Linked DNA regions of Homo sapiens: region 2 is linked to region 1. Evidence: chromatin contacts called from ENCODE Hi-C or POLR2A ChIA-PET data. All regions are on one chromosome and are shown on one strand. The core of a region is the stretch at or near the end of the contact, and the rest is flanking DNA. Distances in the headings are between cores, read along the strand shown.

Region 1 (3,122 bases), core at 308-2,807:
CACCACGCCCAGCTAATTTTTGTATTTTTAGTAGAGACGGGGTTTCACCATGTTGGCCAGGCTGGTCTCGAACTGCTGACCTCAAGTGATCCACCCGCCTAGGCCTCCGAAAGTGCTGGGATCACAGGCATGAGCCACCACACCCAGCCTAATTTGTTAACTCTTGCAAGACCTCAATTATTCAGGAGAAATTATCTCTGTTTGCTAGAAATATAGTTATCTAACGGCTGGCTGGCTGGCAGTGATCAATTAATGAATTATACCCATGTTGGCCTATCTGTTTACCAGCCTATTTAATTGATGTCTGGGCTAGTTAGCTTTGAGGAAATTTTGTATTGTGATATAGAACTGGAACATATCCAGTATAGACCACAAATACAATCCAGGTTGCATAAATTGAAAAGTGTAGCTTCCTTTAATTGTTTTTCTCTTTTGTTAGGACTCCTGCGCTATCAACTGGGGCATTATAAAATTATAATTCCACAGTCTACTTGAGGAAAATTCCTGTGTCCACATATCATCCTTTAAGTAGAGAGTGTATTTCAAAAAATTAACATTTTTAAAATGATTCTTACTATTCCAAGTATTCTGTATTTTTTGAGATAGTAAGAAGTCATAGGCTGGGCACGGTGGCTCACGCCTGTAATCCCAACACTTCGGGAGGCCGAGGTGGGTGGATTACTTGAGGCCAAGAGTTTAAGACCAGCCTGGCCAACATGGTGAAACTCTGTCTCTACAAAAAAATACAAAAATTAACCTGACGAGGTGGTGCATGCCTGTAGTCCCAGCTACTCAGGAGGCTGAGGCAGGAGCATCACTTGAACCTGGGAGGTGGAGGTTGCAGTGAGCTGAGATCGCGCCACTGGGAGACAGAGCAAGACTGTGTCAAAAAAATGAAAACATAAAAATGAAAAAAGAGGTCATTGCTGCCAATGAAAAAGTGCTGTTGACAATGTTTTTGCTTAATTGGATCAAAATTTAATCTTTTTCCTGGAAAAATACCTACAGGCCAAAAAACTTTATAAGCAGAAAAACAGACACAAGACACAGAAACACACACACATGTCAGAAATAGCAGACTGCTTTATAAAATATTCCAAGAAAGAACAAAACAAATGAGATTTTTTAACAGCAAAGTATGCCGGTGACACAGCAAAAGCAGCTTTGCTAGTGCTATTATTGGAGGAAGTACAAGTGGCCCCAGAAAGAAAACGTGCATGTGCAACCAAAACTGATGGCCTCGGCTGAACAATGAACTCTATAAGTCCCACTGTTTTCTCTGTTAATTACTGCTTTCTTGGGAAAGTTTTGGGCCTTCTGTTTTATATTCAAATGCTGGAGGAGTGCTCACCACTCTCTGAATTGCCAGGGTAACTGGGCTTCCCACATCCTTTCCCTCTCTAGTGGTGTCAAGTACTAGAAACACATCATCTAGATCTTTGTTTAAACACAAAAGCTCCTTAAAAATAGATTTTCTAAATTATGGAAATGCTTTTGTTTCAGTGGTCAACAGATCAATTGTGAGTCAACATCAGATGAGAAGTGGTTCCTATTCTCCACTTCCTATTCTGCAGTCAGCTGTAGTTATCATCATTTGCTACAGTTTTCATTGCAGATGCTTTCTCTTTTCAATAATAGTGTGATCATTGTGATTCTCAATGATGTATAAAAAATTTGTAGAATTTTCTACAATGAATATGTTCCCTTAGTTGATAGATTTATATTCTTAACAGTACTGGGACTTCCAGAAATCACCCTAGATCCTGTCTCTAGGAAAGCACATGCCTAAACCATTTAGAACAATTCTTTTTTTTTTTTAGACAGGATCTCACTCTGTTGCCCAGGCTGGAGTGCAGTGGCATGATGATGGCTCACTGCAGACTTGACCTCCCTAGGCTCAAGTGATCCTCTCACCTCAGCCTCCTGAGTAGCTGGGACTACAGGCGTGCATCACCATGTCTAGCTAATTTTTTGTAGAGATGGGCACATATCACCCTTTAAGCAGACAGCATATTTCAAAAAAACATTTTAAAAATGATTCTTACTATTTCAAGAATTCTGTATTTTTTGAGCAAATAAGAAGCCATAGGCTGGGCATGGTGGCTCATGCCTGTAATGCCAGCACTTTGGAAGGCTGAGGCGGGTGGATTGCTTGAGACCAGGAGTTGAGACCACCCTGGCCAACATGGCAAAACACTGTCTCTACTAAAAGTATAAAAATTAGCCAGGCATGGTGGCTAATGTTCACCGTGTTACCCAGGCTGGTCTCAAACTCCTGGGCTCAAGCCATCTGCAGGCCTCGGCCTCCCAAAGTGCTAGGATTACAGGTGTAAGCCACCTCGCCCAGCCCATTCTATTCTAAAAGATTGGAAGTTTTCATTGTTTTTTCTTGATAACCTATTTAGCGTATCTCATTGTGTGAATAATGGAGTAGTTATGAATTCTTTTTTTTTTTTTTTGAGACGGAGTCTCACTCTGTTGCCCAGGCTGGAGTGCAGTGGCACGATCTCAGCTCACTGCAACCTCCGCCTCCTGGGTTGAAGTGATACTCCTGCCTCAGCCTCCCGAGTACCTGGGATTACAGGCATGCACCACCACACCCAGCTAATTTTTGTATTTTTAGTAGAGATGGCGTTTCACCATGTTGGCCAGGCTGGTCTCAAACTCCTGACCTCAGGTGATTCGCCCGCCTCGGCCTCCCAAAGTGCTGGGATTACAGGTGTGAGACGCCGCGTCCAATCAAAGCAATTTCTTTTGAGGTATGATAGGGCATGTGACGACTTCAGGAACGGCTGGATTTTTTGGGGGGGGCGGGGGACTGAGTCTCGCTTTGTTGCCCAGGCTGGAGTGCAGTGGCACCATCTCGGCTCACTGCAACCTCCACCTCCCAGGTTCAAGTGATTCTCCTGCCTCAGCCTCCTGAGTAGCTGGGACTACAGGCGTGCACTACCATGCCCATCTAATTTTGTATTTTGTATTTTTAGAGAGGGGTTTCACCATGTTGGCAGGCTGATCTCAAACTCCTGACCTGAAGTGATTAGCCACCTCCACCTCCCAAAGTGCTAGGCATGAGCCACCATGCCTGGCCCATAATCATCTTTTCTATAAGCATTTAAAAGTGT
Region 2 (3,030 bases), core at 357-2,856, 95 kb before region 1:
TTTTTTGTAGAGATGGGGTCTCACTATGTTGCCCAGGCTCGTCTCGAACTTGTGGGCTCAAGCAGTCCTTCCGCCTTGGCCTCCCAAAGTGTTGGCATTATAAGCATGAGCCACTGAAAACTTTATTTATTTATTTTTTGCCCAGTCTTATGGTGCTAATGAAACTTAATTTTATTACTCTATCACACCTATATTTTAAGTCTCTGTTGTCATACAAGTTATAGCTAGATATAAAACAACTGGCTGAGGCTGGGCATGGTGGCTCACGCTTGTAATCCCCGCACTTTGGGAGGCTGAGGCGGGTGGATCACTTGAGGTCAGGAGTTCAAGATCAGCCTGGCCAACAAGGTGAAACCCCATCTCTACTAAAATACAAAAATTAGCCGGGCATGGTGGTGCATGCCTGTAGTCCCAGCTACTCGGGAAGCTGAGGCAGGAGAATTGCTTGAACCCAGGAGGTGGAGGTTGCAGTGAAGTGAGATTGCACCACTGCACTCCAGCTTGGGTGACAGAGCAAGACTCCCTCTCAAAATAAAACAAAAAATGAATAGTTCGGGCGCAGTGGCTCACGCCGTAATCCTAGCACTTTGGGAGGCCTAGGCGGGCGGATCATCTGAGGTCAGGAGTTCAAGACCAGCCTGGCCAACAACACGGTGAAATCTTGCTTCTACTAAAAAAAATACAAAAATTAGCCAGACATGGTGGCATGTGCCTGTAGTCCCAGCTACAGGGGAGGCTGAGGCAGGAGAATTGCTTGAACCCAGGAGGCAGAGGTTGCAGTGAGCTGAGATCATGCCACTGCACTCCAGCCTGGGTGACAGAACAAGACTCCGTCTCAAAAAATAAAAATAAAAAATAATAATAAAATAAAGCAACTGACCTGATTTGGCCGATAAATCATTTTGACACCTATAAAGTAATTTGACCTAAAGGAGCTTAAATTAGAATAAACAATCATAAATGAAGAACTACTTTAAGTAGTGTTTTTTTTTTTTGTTTGTTTTTTTTTGAGGTGGAGTCTCACTTTGTCACCCAGGCTGGAGTGCAGTGGCGCGATCTCGGCTCACTGCAAGCTCTACCTCCTGGGTTCATGCCATTCTCCTGCCTCAGCCTCCCGAGTAGCTGGGACTACAGGCGCCCACCACCACACCTGGCTAATTTTTTGTATTTTTTAGTAGAGACGGGGTTTCACCATGTTAGCCAGGATGGCCTCGATGTGCTGACTTCGTGATCCACCTGCCTCGGCCTCCCAAAGCGCTGGGATTACAGGCGTGAGCCACCGCACCTGGCCAAGTAGTGTTCTTAAGATGATTAAAGAGATTTATTGGACTAGATCAAGTTTAGCTTCAAGGAGCCAAATTTGGCCTACTACCAATATTTATTATACAGCCTGTGAGCTAAGAACAGTTTTTATATTTATTAGTGGTTGGGGAAAAAAGATATTTTGTAATACATGAGAATCATGTGAAAGTCACATTTCAGCATTCATAGTTTTATTTGTGTACAACCACACTTGTTTGTGGATTGTCTGTGACCTTTAGGTGTACAGTGGCAGAGTTGAGTAATTGCAACAGGAAGTATGTGGCTCTCAAAGCCTCAAATGTTTACTATCTGCCCCTTTACAGAAAGTGTTTGTTAGACCAAAGCATAGATCATCATTTCACAGTGTGCTGGGAATAATGTAGTCAAGCTTTTATTTGCTTATTGCTGGGTGTTCATGCCTGCCGTATTGAAGTTCCTGGTGAATTAAGGAGGAAATAAACTACCTAATAAATGCATTTTGATAAACAAGAGCTTTTAAAACAAGCTAATTGTGTTGGAGGAAGACAACAAGAAGTCCTTTCTCCTGTACATCATATTTTACGGCATATGCATAATCAGCATACAAAAAGGGATTAAAAGTTTTAATTAAGGTTTTGTTTAATTACTTTGTTTTCTTGGGTTTTATTCATTTTTCTTAACTATTCTTTCCCTTTATTATCTATTTTTATTCTTATTCATTTGCTTATTTATTTTTTGAGACAGGGTCTCACTCTGTCACCCAGGCTGGAGTGCAGTGGTACGATCATGATTCACTGCAGCCTCGACCTCCGCAGGCTCGGGTGATCCACCTGCCTCAGCCTCTTGAGTAGCTGGGACTGTGTGCACCACCCTGCCTGGCTAATTTTTTGTAAAGATGGGGTTTTGTCATGTTGCCCAGGTTGGTCTTAAACTCCTGGACTCAAGCAGGTTACTCCTGGACTTAAGCAATCTGCCTTCCTTGACCTCCCAAAGTTCTGGGACTACAGGAGTGAGCCACTGCACCCAGGCTATTATCAATTTTTAGAGTGCGTTAGTATCATAGCAACTTTCAGGGGGGACCAGTGAGGTTTTTTTTTTAGGTATCATTATGAGCTCATGGAATTTTATATATTTATATGTTTTAATCACTTGCGATCATTATTCCTTTCGATCCTCAAATTGTCTCATCTTTGGTCATTGGGAGTCCCTTCAAGTTGGTTCATTTGTCCTTTTAACGTGAACCTAGTATTCTTTGATAATGTGTTTTTGCATGCAAGATGTCCCAGGTTTTACACTACATTTTCTGCCTTAGGCTTGCCATCAGCCGTTTCTCCAAGGAGCCTTGATTCCTTTTGTAGGAAATGGAATTTTTTTTTTTTTTTTTTTTTTTAAGAGACAGGGTCTCACCATGTTACCCAGGCTGGAGTACAGTGGCACCATCATAGCTCACTGCAGCCTTGAATGCCAGGCTCAAGCAGTCCTCCTGCCTCGGCCTCATGAGTAGCTAGGACTATAGGTTTACACCACTACACTCAGCTAATTTTTAAATTTTTTTTGTAGAGATGGGATCTTGCTGTTTCCCCAGCTGATCTTGAACTCCAGAGCTCAAGTGATCCTCCTGTCTTGCCCTTCCAAAGTGCTTGAATTACAGGCATGGGCCACAGTGCCCAGCTGGGAATGATTTTTAGACAGCAATCTTAGTGCTTTGTTAATTTTTGCTTTGCATTTTAAACATGTCTTCTCTGTTTT

What was found. A loop is a pair of places that touch in the nucleus more often than their neighbours do. ChIA-PET counts read pairs that join two places held with the same protein, here RNA polymerase II (POLR2A). Pooled maps may share reads with other maps.
Region 2: a pooled map shows a loop between it and region 1 (2.3-fold over the local background). The contact joins two enhancer-like sites. A Hi-C loop is called at or near these places in 2 of 50 pooled maps. POLR2A ChIA-PET finds 5 or more read pairs at or near these places in 2 of 52 experiments (HCT116 and activated naive CD4-positive, alpha-beta T cell).

Annotation. Positions count from the first base shown.
Region 1 is chr14:31,282,111-31,285,232 of GRCh38, reverse strand. No RefSeq gene overlaps it. Among named protein-coding and RNA genes, the nearest start is that of HECTD1, 76 kb to the right of the region's middle. Within about 2 kb of position 1,557, at least 2 of the 41 ENCODE cell types and tissues checked have a DNase peak (open chromatin) inside an H3K27ac peak, as active enhancers do.
Region 2 is chr14:31,376,767-31,379,796 of GRCh38, reverse strand. All of the region lies in intron 11 of HEATR5A (HEAT repeat containing 5A), which reads left to right. Among named protein-coding and RNA genes, the nearest start is that of HEATR5A, 42 kb to the left of the region's middle. Within about 2 kb of position 1,606, at least 2 of the 41 ENCODE cell types and tissues checked have a DNase peak (open chromatin) inside an H3K27ac peak, as active enhancers do.